2 separate regions of the Homo sapiens genome follow, and region 2 is linked to region 1. The links are chromatin contacts, found by Hi-C in ENCODE. All regions are on one chromosome and are shown on one strand. The core of a region is the stretch at or near the end of the contact, and the rest is flanking DNA. Distances in the headings are between cores, read along the strand shown. Region 1 overlaps TBC1D22A (TBC1 domain family member 22A). Region 2 overlaps TBC1D22A (TBC1 domain family member 22A).

Evidence for each region. A loop is a pair of places that touch in the nucleus more often than their neighbours do. Pooled maps may share reads with other maps.
Region 2: a loop to region 1 is called in a map of mammary epithelial cell, with 5 times the contacts of the local background. The contact joins two enhancer-like sites. A Hi-C loop is called at or near these places in 5 of 168 maps with a recorded cell type or tissue (IMR-90, dorsolateral prefrontal cortex, endothelial cell of umbilical vein and 2 more) and 10 of 50 pooled maps.

What each region holds. Positions count from the first base shown.
Region 1 is chr22:46,841,254-46,848,420 of GRCh38, forward strand. All of the region lies in intron 4 of TBC1D22A (TBC1 domain family member 22A), which reads left to right. Among named protein-coding and RNA genes, the nearest start is that of TBC1D22A-AS1, 71 kb to the right of the region's middle. Within about 2 kb of position 4,663, at least 2 of the 41 ENCODE cell types and tissues checked have a DNase peak (open chromatin) inside an H3K27ac peak, as active enhancers do; they include dorsolateral prefrontal cortex, where a contact is called at or near this core.
Region 2 is chr22:47,152,236-47,159,402 of GRCh38, forward strand. All of the region lies in intron 12 of TBC1D22A (TBC1 domain family member 22A), which reads left to right. Among named protein-coding and RNA genes, the nearest start is that of TBC1D22A-AS1, 240 kb to the left of the region's middle. RefSeq lists an enhancer at 2,324-3,523. Within about 2 kb of position 2,441, at least 10 of the 41 ENCODE cell types and tissues checked have a DNase peak (open chromatin) inside an H3K27ac peak, as active enhancers do; they include dorsolateral prefrontal cortex, where a contact is called at or near this core.

The DNA.
Region 1 (7,167 bases), core at 3,413-5,912:
AGAGGCCTGAGGAAGTGGGTTCACTCTCTTCTGCTATTTGGCCATGTGAGGACATGACATTTGTCCCTTTTGGCCGTTCCGCCATGTGAGGACACAGCAAGAGGGCCGTTGTCAGACACCTAACCTGCCAGCACCTTGATCTTAGACTTTCACCCTCCAGAATCGTGAGAAAAAATTTTCTGTTCTTTATAAATTATCCAGTCTCAGGTATTTTGTTTTAACAGTACTAATGGAGTGAGACAGTGATATTATTCACCCTTAAAAAAGAAGGTAACCCTGTCATTTACAGCAACATGGATGAGCCTGGGTGACATTATCCTACATGGAATTAGCCAGACCCAGAAGATATTCATCATCTTCCTTATATGTGGAATCCAAAAAAATTGCCTTCCTGGAAGTAGAGAGTAGAATGGTGGTTATCAGGAACTGGAGGGCTGCAAAGTGGGGAGATGTGAGCCAGAGAGTATAAACTTTCGTTTATACGATGAATCAGTTCTAGGGATCTCATGTACAGCATGATGACTATAGTTAACAGTACTGTATGGTATACTTGGAATTTGTTAAGAAAGTAGGTTTTAAGTGTTCTTACCACACACGCACACAAGGTAACTGTAACATGTGAGGTGAAGGATATAATTAACTTGATTTTGGTAGTAATTTCACAATGTCTACGTAAATCTGAATCCCATGTTGAACATCTTATTTGCATACCATTTTTACTTTTTGGTTACATCTGTTAAGCTGGAAAAAAATTGCATCCAGATATTCCTGGTATCCCTAATAATAACATTCTGTATTATTATTTGGCCCATCCAACATGAAACAAGGATAGATGGGTTTGTAAGTTACAGGTATAGGTATTTTTGCTGCAACTTAAAAACTTTTCCTTAATTTAAAACAGGCACCATCAATTTTGCATTCTTTGGTAAAGGCATGAAGAACCCAGAGCTGAAATAACAAGCTGCTTTCTTTGGGGCCATTTGAATGATAGGGACAACTAAGATGTGGGATCTCATTCGGCCAAAAGCCATATAGGCTGAGCAGTCATGGGTTTGGGTCTCTATGGGATCTAAGACTTGGAATTTATTTTTAACATTTTATTTGAAACTTTTCAAACATGGAGAAAAGCTGAAAGACTTGTCATGGCCATCCATTGAGGCCACCATATAGAGTATGTTAGGTCTCCTCCATCTCTCTTTCTGTCTCTGTCTGTCCATCCATCATTCCGTCTCTTCTTTTTGGATGCATCTCAAAGTAAGTTGTAGATATCAGTTCTCCCCGTAAACACTTGAGTATGCATGTCATTAACTTGATTTAGGGTTTTCGTGGAGGTAATATTTACACCATGAAATGTACAAACCTGCAGCACAAAAATCAGTGGGATGAGTTTTAACAAATGCATGACCTGTGCAGCGCGATCTCCGATCAAACTGTAGAACATCAGCCTTACTGCAGAACGTTCTCCAGGGCCCTTTGGCAGTGCACACACTGTGTAGCCACGCCCAGCGGGCAGCTTCGGGAGATGAGTTGGGGAGGGAGGGCTTTGGCGCCCTGACAGGTAGGGATGTTCCAGAGCTGCTGTTGCGTGCCCAGGGCATGCCTTGACAGCATCACAGTTGAATGGAGCAGTGTCTGGGTGACATCGATGAGAAGGGAGCTGAAGGAGGTGCTGCGGCCCATGTTCATGAGGAGATGGAAGGAGTGCAGAATGGCAGGGCTGGGATCCTGATGTACCCTGGGACTTGGCTGTCTCTGAGTGTCTGCAGTGCCTCGAGCACACTGTGCGTACCTGAGGCAGTTGGTGGGAAATGGATTTAGTTCCATGCGTTCAGCTGGGTGGCCGGATTTCAGGGCATCATTTGTGAAATGACCCACTGTAATGTGGTGGTTCAAGGGGAGGCACTGAGCCAGTTCTGCTGCTCGCCTTTAGCTCAGGGTCCTCATCTGTCAAGTGGGAATCACTTGCTTCTGTTGTTACGAGCATTCGGTGTACTAATACAGTAATACAAACCACCACCTGCACAGAGCAGCGCTCAGTCAAGTCAGCTGTTGTTGTTGTCATTGATTTTTATGATAATAACTCCCCTGCAGAGATAAAACAGCCACGGGTATACAGTGGCTGCCCGGCCGGTGCTGCAGCAGCTCTTCCTCCTGGGATGCCAGGGGATTGAGACTCGGCTTTATTCTGAAGCTGTCCCAAATATGAATCATTCACTGTTATTAAGCCACCTCAGCATGCCCCCTTTGTTATCTGGGCCCAAAAGAGCACAGAGTGTGGCCCCCAGTACATTTTGGGTGACGCCTTTACACCCATCCAGCAAGTTGGGGCTGGGAGTGGGTATCACGCGTTCTGTAGATGACGTCTGTAGACTTCTGGGGTTTTTCAATAGAGGGGCCATATTGTTTATCATCTGTTTTGGGGGTAAACGGGGCACTCTTAACAGTTTAAGAGGGGCAGGTGAGCGGTGAACTGGGTAAACTGAGATGTATGATATCCTAGTTCCCTGGGGTGAAGGAGGCCAAGCTTTTCTGTTAATGAAAATAAACTGCATCTCATTCACAGCGGATTGACCTGTGAGCGTAAACACAGCCTGGGGAGTAGCACCCGGCAGCACCCTGTGTTCTCACATCATCGGGAAGGACAGCTGCCTTCCATTCATCATGCTGGCAGATGCCGTTGGCTGTGCTGGGGCCAGAAAGCATTTGGGATGGGGTCAGGACATCTCAAGGCAGATAGATGTTTGTGGGGTTGTTCGGTCTTGAGGGTCACACGGTCTCTGTCTTCTTGGCTGTCATTTGCAAAGGAGTACAAGCTTGGGCTGGACTGGCCAGCCAGCCTTCCTGTGGGTGTAAACATGTGGGTAAGGCATGCTAGATGCTGGGCGTGGGCACTCTGGTCCAAGCACATTCTTATCAAGCCGTTCTAAGCATTCCAAGTAGGAGTCTCATTGAGAAGCATCCCCGTCTGTGGTCTTGCCATGCCACGGTGCCCATGTCCAGCAGTCACTGAGTACACCGTTAACTGCTGTGTAGACCGTGAACTATTCCACTGCGTGCTGCTTCCTTCTCTTCTTACTCTCCTCTTTGGAGAAGTTTATAAGCTTAGTTGCATTTAGTTATAAAGCATCTGGGCAGCCCTGTCTCCCTCTGATTGTACCCCCTGTGGGCATTCATTAAGCACCTCCTCTGTGCCAGGCAGTGTAGCCACCAGCATAAAGCTAGTGACTGAGTGTGTGCCAGATGTCTGTGTGGTTGAGTCGTCAGCTTGACGTGGTGGGACAGAAGTGAGTTTGCAGGAGACTGGGTATAAGGATGGGGAGAGCTTATGGGTGGGTAGAGGAGCACAGCACAGCCAGAGTGAACCAGGCAGAGGTGGGGCCGAGTGATTCCTGGGAAGGGTTGGGCTGAGCTGGATGCTTCCATCTGGGTCCCCCGTGGGGTCTGGAGCAGTCACTTACCCAGTTGTAATGAAGCCCTCCTGCTCACTTGCAGGCATCATAGCAGTTGACGGTCTGAGCACAGTGAGGCTGGCCTGGACGTCTGAGCGGGGTCATCCCAGGCCCAGGGGTCCTACTGGGCTCTTAAGTGGAGAGTGGTAGGAGACTGTTGGGTTGGAGATGCTGCGCCCTCCTTCATGCCAGCAAGTATTGCCTGGGTGGTCTCAAAAGTCCTGTGCCATAGTCAGATTTGGTTTCTAGGACTTCTCCAACTCTGGAATTCTCTGGAGAAGGGAGTCCTGTCTGTGCCTGGAGTCCAGTGGGCCCTGGTGTTTCTTGGTCATACCCTGGCGTCCAGTGACTGTAGTCTTTGATTCCTGCATTATCTGCAGGCGGTTGCCTGTGCCAGGAGAAGGCCATTTTGGTGAGACGAGGAATGTCTTTGTTGATCCGTGGAGGAAAGAACGTAACAGTGGGATATTGAGATTGTTAATCAATTGTTTTAGGATAAATACCCAACTTTCTCTCCTCTTAGCTGATTAGATTCCATCTTTCTCTGTGCTTGAGACGTAAGGACGTCTGTGCTTGGGCACAAGGTTGTATCTGACGTTATTTTCAGTCTTCTACATGGATCCTGAATAAGTCTTTTGTTCCATGGAGAAGATTAAGGGCAGTATTTGGTTGGAAAATTTTTAATGAAGCACCTAACAGAGCTATTATTATTCATTTCTGAAACAACTTGCTGCGGTTACCGTAGTAATATTAAGCCTTTTATTAAATATTTTTCCTTTCGGTTTTGAGGTAAGTTTTCATTAAATGCTGATGGGGGAGCTGGAGATCCACGAACCTGGTGTCTGGAAAGAATTTTCTAGCTCTGCTGAGTTAAATCATTCAAGGAATTTATGTTATGGGAACATAAAGCTTATAAATCTAGTTTATCATATCTATCATTTAATTGTTCATGCAAGCCAGCTCTTCATGTAGCGATTTACAGTAATCTCAGTGAAATAACAGTGTTGTGTCCCAAAATGAATAATGCATGCCAAGAAATTGTTGAGCTCCTTAAAATCATTATGCTCAAAATATTAGGCTCTTTTATTTGAAAGTGATAGAATGATGATCATGTACTAGTTGCAAGCTGGGGACTTCAGAGTCTGTCGTTCCTGCTTTGCGTTGGGTCGCCAGCCCTCAGGAAGGAACCGCGGCGAGCCGATTCCAGGAGGAGGATACGCCTTGCTGCAGTCGGCCCGCAGGAGCAGCCGGGGAGCTGGCAACAGCCAGGGCTCTGTGGGAGGGCTGGGATGTTGGCTTAGGGGTAAAAAAATTCTGTGTTTAAAAGATGAGATGCTTTTTAGACATCCATCTGTCTGGGACAAGAAATGGGTATCTTGCCATTAGTATTGTTGCCAGGCAGAAACCATGGAGTTTATCACAATGCATCTGGAAGGCAGCAATGTGCCGAGTGCTTTTTCTCCCCTCTCCTGTTACTCATCTATCTCAACAGCACACATATACCATGATGTGGTTTTAAATAATGAGGCAAACAGGCAATAGCTGTTGTGATCTTTCAATGAGAATGGTTTAGTGAGTTGGATTTGTTGCTAGCAGCACTGATCCATTTGTATGTATGTTTGTCAGTGGGCGTGGCGACATCGCTTACTCACCTATGCTTTCCGTCTTTGAAGAGCTACCCTGCAAGCAGTGTTGAGGTCAGAGGAGACAGTTCACTGTGGGCTGTGGGGTGCTTAAGTGTGGGAGGAAGGGTGACTTCTTTTCCAGAAGAGGGAAAGGCTCTGCTCCTCGGGAAATGGACGGAGTTTTCCCCAATGGGAATATCATCAATCATTGTCATCAGGCCTGGGCCACCTTTACCATCTCTCACACTTAAAAAACAAAAAAAACTGTGTTATAAAAAATTTCAAACATGCACAAAGATCGAGAGAACAGTGCAGTGAAGCAACACACCTATCAGCCAGATTCGGCGGGTATCAAGATACGCCACCAGCCTCTCATCTTCACCCGGATTCGGCGGGTATCAAGATATGCCACCAGCCTCTCATCTTCACCCGGATTCGGCGGGTATCAAGATATGCCACCAGCCTCTCATCTGTCCCATTCTTTTCTTTTTCTTTTTCTTTTCCTTCTCCTTTGCTGGAGTATTTCAAAGCAAACCCCAGACATCCTGTCATTTCCCCTTTCTGTACGTCAGTATACATTCCACAAAAAACAAAACAACTCCTGCGGTTTTCAGAACCCGGTGCTGGTGCCGTCGAGAGACTGTTTAGGCGGGTGTCCCCTTCTGTGGAATCTCGCGTGGGGTTCAGCAGTCCAGGGCCGGGCCTTGGAGGCCATCAGCCTTCCTTATCGGCTGTGCAACTAATGATCTTTGGTCAATTGGGACTGGACTGAGGACTCTGCAGTGTGGAAAACCAGTTCTGCGGTGACCTCTCCCTCATTTTTGGAGACCCCAGGTGGGCCTAACCTGGAGGCATTTGGTATGTTTTGTGCCATTAGTTTGACATTTAGATTCCCACATAGGAGAAATAGTGTAGAAGAGATTGCCACCATGGGAGACCTGGGAGGCAGGAGGCCTGGCCTCAGGTGTCCTGGAGAGTTGTAAAGGCCAGAATACACCTTTTCGGAGGAGCAGAAGTCACCTAGCCAGTGCTGGTTTACATATCTACCAGTATCTGCCCTAGACGTACCCAGTAGGTCCTAAGGCATGAAGGTTGGCCTGGTTTATGTTATGTGTCATTTTCCTCACTTCTGTTTGTCAAGAACATTTTCTGCACGTTGAGAATGATCATTGTTACGCATTCTGCTGCTTCTCTGCCTTTCTTCTATCCCTTCTCTTCACACGCTCCTCCTGCCCCACTGTGTGGACGTGTCTGTAGGAAAATGTGGGGTGTGTTGGGTTTTCCTGTTGGTCTAAGTCATGCCTGCCAGGTCTGTTGATGATGTCTGAGGTCTGTGTTTTTCTCAGGTTAGGACTTTTGAGTCCTTTCTTACAAAGGGCTTTATGTACAAAACAACCCTGTAGTAGAGGCACCCAGGCTTGTTGGTCCTCTGTGTTTGGAGAGGAGTGCCCCACTCATTCCAGGGAGGGAAAATGGGGTTTGAAATGAAAAAGTTTCCATTGTAAATGGACACTTTTATGTAAAACATCTAAAAACATGTAGAGGACCAGTTCTGATGGCACCTAGAGAAATAGTCAAGGTACCCTAGTGGGTGTGTGTGTGTGTGTGTGTGTGTGTGTGTGTGTGTGCGCGCGCGCACGCGCTCTACACAGTAAATACCCGGAGGGAAGACTGCAAACACTTCTTGAGCAGCAGATATTCTTTCTGGGTGACATTCCTTCTTAGAAGGGAGGGGTTGGGAAACTATTAAATAGTTGGGAGAGTGATCTAAGTTAGTTGGATGATGGCTTTGTGATAGGAAGTTTTTGCTCATTAAGAGCGGCTTTAAAGCTTTTAATTTTTATATACTTCTGCCTGTAACTTTCCCCACTCCCTCCAAAAAAATGGTATCGCGGAGGCGGTGTCAGAAGAGCCCCAGAAGTATTCTAGTGGAACTCAGGTCGTCCTCCACCCTTGCGGGCATAAATCTCATGCTAGAAGCTTTCCTTCAGGGACCCGAGAGAACAGGGAAGGAGTGCTTGCTGTTGGAAGGCAGTGGAGAGCCAGCTAGAGGTGATTCTAGGCTCATGAACTAGTCTATGACTAACTGCAGT
Region 2 (7,167 bases), core at 1,191-3,690, 310 kb after region 1:
TCTCTCAGTCATGCGTTCAAAACAATGGGTTCAAAAATCCAGACTGGGTCAGCGCAGTGGATTCCTCTTCCCTGGGTGAGAAACCACCGCAGCCTCCTACGGGGTTCCCCCCCTGGCCCCTGGGGGCACCGTGTCAGATCAGCGCAAGCTCAGGGTCCCCAGGCCGAAGTGGGTTCCTCCTCTGCTTGTGGCTGGCGGGCGTCGGTGGCTGGTCATGGCATCTCAGCTGCTCCCCGCTTCCATGGGATGGTGACCCCTCAGCCCACAGGCACATTCACTAGAGAGTTTCTGGCCGGCCACAACCCCCCACGTAGCTGGTCCTGACGAGGCTGTCGCAGTTGCGCTCTCTGTCGCTTCTAAGTCCCAAAGCCACACTTAGGGCCACTCTTGGTGGCTCTCCTTGCTTATGAGATGGAACTAGTATTTACTGAGTGTGCTTGGCCCATTTATATTTGTCATCTCATTTAACTCTCGTGATGAGAAAGGTGGCGTTTTCCCATTTTACAGGCCCGGGCACGGGGCCTCTGAGAGAGAAAGCATCGGCCGTGGCGGCAGAGCAGAGGAGGGACGGGGTCCAGATGTCTGTGACCCTTCGGGGGAGACGCAGGATGCCAGGGTGGGTCACGGGAAGCTTGCTGGAAGGGAGACCCCCTGAGAGCGTTAGCTGTGGGAGAAAAGCACTCGGGCTAATTGGAACGAGGATTGACTGAATAGGACAAGAAAAGGAAAAAAAAAATCACAGCCGATTTCATTCTGATATTAAAGGAGGTCCGAGGCAGGCAGTTCCAGGCTGGAACAGCAGCCTCGGTGCTTTCAGAAACACAGTTTCCTTTCTGTCTTCTCTGCTGTCTGTGGCTTCCATTCTCAGAGGCACCTCGTGGCCTGAGATGGCTGCTGAAACTCCAGCCATTGCATCCATAGTCCAGCCTGGCAGCAGGAGGATAAAAGGCACCTTTCCCTGCCAAGACAGCTTCCTCTATAAGCTTCTCCTGAATTCCACCCACTGCTTCCAAATGCAGCTCACGTTCATGAACTGAGTCATGTGGTCATATCTGACTTCAAGGGAGCCCGGGAAATGCAGTATTTTAGCAGGGCTTGTGCCTCCTTTCATGAAGAAAATTAAAGTTCTGTTCCTAAAGACGGGGAGGGTGGCTGAATGGCTGTTGAGTGGTACTTGGCAGCCCCTGCCATGGTGCTCCAAGCAGAGGAAACAGCATGGGCGGTGACCCAGGGGCCAGGAGAGGCTGCAGGCAGAAAGGCGTGAGAGAAGGGGGCCCGGTCTGCCTGGGGGAGGTGGGTTCGAGGGGGAAAGAGGTAAGGAGGCGGCCATGCAGGTGGACGGGCAAGGGAAAAGGGAGGAGCTGTGGCCGTCGTGCAAGCGAAAGATGAGAGATACCACCCAGGAGTGAGCCGGGAAGCAGGTGCGTTTGCAGGATGCCTAGGAGGTGTGCCTAGAACCCGCAGGGTGTGGTGACAGATTGCAATGGCTGGGGGAGGGGGCACAGGGCAAGGTCAGAGAAGAAGGAGAAGAAACTGGGGACGATGTCTGCATTTGTTTATTGGGTGACTGGCCGAGTGCTGTCGCCAGAGATCAAGGTAAAGACCCACAAGGGCAAAGGCAGCTTGACAGGGGTGACGATGAGTCCCGTGTGGAGGCGGGGAGTGGACAGAGCCTGTGGGAGGTCCGGGGACACTGGACTGGCCTGTGGCTCTGAAGGTCCGCAGAAGTCACTCTTGGGCATGGGAGGGTGGGCAGAGAGTAGGAGGAGGTGTGAGTGGCTGTGAGAGAGTAGGAGGAGATGTGAGTAGCTGTGACTGCGAGTGGATGAGGAGGGCCAGGAAGAGGGCGCGTGGCTGGCGGGAGCAGGGGAGCTCCGGGACCTCCTGGGCCTCCAGCACTGTCTCCAGGCCATGACTTCTCCTTCCTGCTGTTGAGGAACAGACATGTCCCCGGAGCAGGGCGGTCCTGTGTGCCCCTGTCACCCTCCCCTCCAGCCCACCTCCTCACACTCTGCGCTTTTGAGAGCTGTTCCTAGTGTCCTGGTATGGCCCTGCCACGCGCTGAGTGAGTCTGAGCCATGAGTGACCTGCTCACCCTCTGAGCTCTGTGTCGTGACGTTTGGCTTGGTTTCATCTCTGACTGACCGTAGCTGCAGCCTTTACTTGTCACGCGCGGGACACTGTCATGGCCTGGAAATGCCCCCCCGCTTGAAATTACGACTCTTTGACTGCAGTTTTCCCCCTTCCTTAAACATCACCTAGTATGGGGCTGGCAATGTGCAGACACTGTCCATCCCAGCCCCAAACCCGACAGCGTGCCAGGCTGGCTCCCTGAAGCCCTCAGGAAGCTGGGGGACCCCAGCAGTGCCTGTCCTGTCAGCCTGCCCTGGAGCAGGTAGCGGTTGCCTTTAGCAGGCAATGTGCCCGGAGCTGTCCGAGTTCAGACGGCAGCTCTGTTAGGCAGGGAGTGATGGCGGCTGCTCTGGGACATGTGCCCAAGGTCCGGGATGCCAGAAACACAGCCCACACGGCTGCTCTTCCCCTCCCCACTCTCAGCGGCCCCCTCCTGGTGATTTCTGCTTTAGGAGCAGAAGCAGCCTGGCAGACCTGGCCTTGTCCTCTGGCGTTTTCACTCGGGATCGCTGTGGGAAGAGCCTTGTAGATAAGCACCTGACTGAGGGTGCCTCCTCTAGAAGTGGGCGTCCTTCCCTGCTGCCCGCTGGGCATTTCTTGAGCGGCATCTCCAGGGATGACGTGGCCACAGCATCTTGGCCCCAAACACCGCAAGGCAGGAAGTCTTCACGGGCTGAAAAAGACGAAGGGCTGCGCCAGGATTTGCAGTGTCCTCTGTGTGTTGATCAGAAGTCTCAGCCGTGTGCCTAGGGATGAAATGGAAGGGCAGCGTGATGGGGACGCTCCATGCCGAGCCCATGTTTTCAGCACTGAAAGGCGCTTTTCTCTTTAGAATTCCTTTTTTGGAAAAAAAAAAAATGAAATGAATTACAAGGACAGTATACATCGCTGTGCCATGAGAGACTCCTCGGAAGGCGGATGTATTGAGGTGTCACCTTCCCAGGGCTGTCCTCCCGGCGGGCTGGCCAGCTCTGGCAGCTGCCACCCTGTCCCGGCTGGCTGTCACTGTCTTTTTATTTTTAGCCCTGGTTTGGTCCAGAACGTCACAAGATTTTCAAACTAATAACTGGATTGTCAAAGAAATCGGCTATCAGAGCCTGCACTCCGGGCTCCCAGGATGGTCTGGGAGTGGGAGAGAGGGAGGGAGGTGGGAGCCGCCCTGGGGATGCCCGGCCACTGTGGACCAGTGACCATGTTGGGCAGATGGTTGCATCGTCACTGACAGAACTCAAAGGCATGAGGGCCGGCGAGGACGCGTAACACTTGACATCACAGCAGCCTGCAAAGGGGCAAAGGAAGCCCCTCTTCCCAGACACCACGGCCGTTCTCCCACGGTCTCCTGTGCTCACAAGACAGAGGATGGGCTGGCGCCAGCGCAGACCCCCACCCGAGTGCCCACCCTCAGGGGCGGTGGTGCGGACGGGCGCAGCCTGACCTTTCTGTGCGGAGCTACCTTCTTGTCTTCTGTGTATCAGGTGGTATTCTGTATTCTTTGATCTCCTAGTTAAAAGGGCATTGAGTGTGATAGAAAGGTTAAAAATAAGGTAAATAAGGATGAACTTTTCATAGGCAGTTTTCCTACCAGGACCTCTACGGCCCTCCTACGTCTGTGGTGTGTGCCCAGCGTCGTGTTATGTGTGACACCGGGTTCATCAAGTGCCTCCCACTCAGCCCCTCCCCCTGCTGGTGAGCCCCCTCCCCACGTGGAGTTTCCTGTCCTCCCAGATGGCTGAAGGCAGGGCTTCTTATCTCTTGGAGAAGCTGGTCAGTGTTGACCGCCCACAGAAAACCCATACCCCATGGTTTCACAGGCTCTGCGGAAGGTGACAGGTAGTGTCTGGGCTGGGACCAATCAGGGGCTGGACTATCTGACAGCAGTTCAGGCTCCTGGCTTCCACGTGAAGATGTCATTCTAAGTTTCAGGGCCAAGTAGGGACACATTTAGTGGGGACAGCCCCTGTAACCCTCTCCGAGAGACAGGGTTGTATGGTAGTCAGGTCCAGTGGCTCGAGAGGGCAGCCCTGCTGATGGGGGAGGCGGCAGCCCTGCCACGGGCCGGCTGCTTGACCCTGAGCTGTCGCTAGGCTTCTTGAGCGGCCGTCTCCTCCCTCGGACATGGTGGGTGTGGAGGACACCTCACAGTTGTTAGATCGATGCCTAGCTTGAGGCTGGCCGGAGTGAACACCAGGATGGGCAGCCTCACAGAGGCGACCAGAAGAGGGACCTGGGGCAGGCTGGGGAGGTGAGGGTGGGCCTGAGGCTGTCAGAACTCCCCTCCCTGCACCCTTCTCCTGTCCACTCCTGGGGGTGTCCCTCTCTACCCTCACAGCACAGTCTCCCTCCCCGGGCTGGGTCACACTGTCACCTGATGGATCCGTGTAAGTGCACTTGCCTGCGTAGCCATCCGGCAGCCCTCCCCTTCTCCGGCCCCTCAGCTGCTACCCGGGAGCCACTGCTGCCCGCGCCGACCACCCGATGCTCAGCAGGGTCTGCATGCTGCACCCATTTGCCGTCTCCTTCTGTCGTCCTGGCCACAGCCCCATGGTCTTCAGTCCCATGAACCTTGGAGGCTTCCAAGGCACCGGGCTGCTTGTGCATCAGTGTGGGTTGCACCTGGTACCATTCCCATCCAGAGGGACAGATGTCAGCACTGGGCCCTATGGAGGGGCAGTGGCCAGGCACTGGGTGCCCCCGGTGTGCAGGTGATGCAGGATGCAGAGTGGCCATCTGGGGGTGCAAGGCGCCTCCTGTGGGGGTGATTCGTCTCCTTGCAGTGCTCCTGTGTTGGCTCTTTTCACGTAGGAATTATTTCAGCATCTGGGAGAGCAGCATGCAGAGTCACCGTGGCACACGTGCTGTAGTCCGCGGCTCCTCCCACCTGGAGAGAGAAACCACTCCGGGCATGTGAAGCCCTGTGGGACAGAGCTGCACTATCCTGCACCTCTCAGCCGCTTTCCCGATCTCTTTTTGGTGTTCGTGATTCAAGTTCGTGACTGCAGACTCTGACACCGCACACGTTATCTCTCATTATTTGGCGGCTTGGAACTTGTGTGTTTGTGGTGTGTGCACGTGTCCGTCTAGATGAACTGAAGCTGTGGCTGGGGTCTGCTGTAGGTGTCCTTGCCGCTGCACGGGCCAGGATGTGGTTCTCCCACCTTGCCTACCCATTCTGCACCTGGCCTCGCAGGACGGCGGGTGCGCTGTGGTGGCCCTTCCCACACGTGCGTCCCATGGCTCCTCGCTTCAGAGCGTGCCGTCGTGAGCTCCGTGTGGCCGTGCAGTTGCCCTTTCCGGTTCTGGTTCCACAGCTCGCTGACCCTCGCTCCGAGTCTGCTGGTGAGGCGGTGTGGCTCAGCTCCCAGCCTCACCTTCTCTTCCCAAGGGCTGGGTAGGGCCGGTGCCCAGATGGTGGCCCAGGACAGTGGGGATCTGTCTGGAGGCCCAGCTGTGAGTTGGGGGCATCTATACAAGTCACCCACCCCCCAAGCCCTCATTCTTTCTTTACTGAGATGCCAGTTACCCCTGCCATGCTGGGTGTGAGGCAGGGGTAACTGGGGGACTCCAGGCAGGTGCTCGGTGGCTGGATGGGCGTCGTGGCTCTTAACTGGGTCTTCCCTGTGCTGCCCGTCACCCTCCAGCCGGCAGGCGTGCCTGGGCTTCCCCTACGGCCATCCTTGCACCCCCACCCCTGCATCTGTGAGGGCGCGTCTCACCCAGCACCACGGCCTTCCAGGACGCCGCAGCTCCAGGAGTCAGGCTGAGGCTCTGGCTCGTGTGGGTTCTGCACCCAGCCCCTCCCTGACCTGGGGTCCAGTATGGCCTCGACCAGCACTCAGCGTTTGCATGCTTCTGCAGTTGACATACTAGAAACTTAGCAGGATCAGCTCTACGTGACCCAGACGCTTAAGCACATTGAGAGCTGCAACAATAAAGTGCTTAAGAAAGTCCCAGGTAGAGGAGTTTGTAAAGGAGGGTTCTTTAGCACTGTCATTCGTCTTGGATGAGAGTGGAGCACTTCTTCTTAGGAACACAAAAAAAGAAGAAAGGGGAGAGGAGAGGCACTGAGGGCGGAGAGAGGCAGCAGTCCTGGGTAGGGGGCAGTTCCCCCCCCAATCTGAAAAGCCCTGGGATACCCAGCCCCGACAGGTTCTTCACACATGGATCACGGCCCACCCTCTGCACAGCCCCGTGGGCAGGCTGTGCCCGCCCTCCCAGTCCTGTGTGTGGGAGGAGGGCCGGGAGCCCAACTGCCAGACCCAGCATGGGGCCTCTGCTGCGTCCTGCTCAGGACCCCCTGCAGAGGACACACCACACAGCTCTGGTTTCTTCGGCCAGGTGGCCCGTCCTGTGGAAGGGACAGGGCAGCGGAGCCTCACATCTCAGGAAGATAGCATCATTGGTGTCACCATCCTGCCTCAGCCAGAGGCACCTGCACAGGGTCCCGCAGCCACCAGCCAGGGCAGGACCTGCGTCCAGAAAGGAGGCAAGGCAGGCGCAGGTCCCCTCCCCAGGCCACACACACACACACCACAGTTACCACATAAATACACATCACATGCACTCACCATGTACACACACACACACCATGTATACACAGACACCACACACAACACACACCATGTATGCACACAGATAACACCTCACCATATATACACACACACACACCATGTATACACACACACCATGTATACACAGACACCACACACAACACACACCATGTATACACACAGATAACACCTCACCATATATACACACACACACCAGTTACTGTGTACACACATCACACACACCATGTGTGCGGATACTACACACACAACACACACCACGCACACACACCATACACCATGTATGCACACAGACACCACACACAAAATATACCATGTATGCACGCAGACAACACACACCATGTATACACACACTACACACCCCACACACACCATGTATACATACACACACATGTATACACACACACCATGTATTCACACAAAGCACATACACTCATGTATACACACAGACACACCACACACCACACTC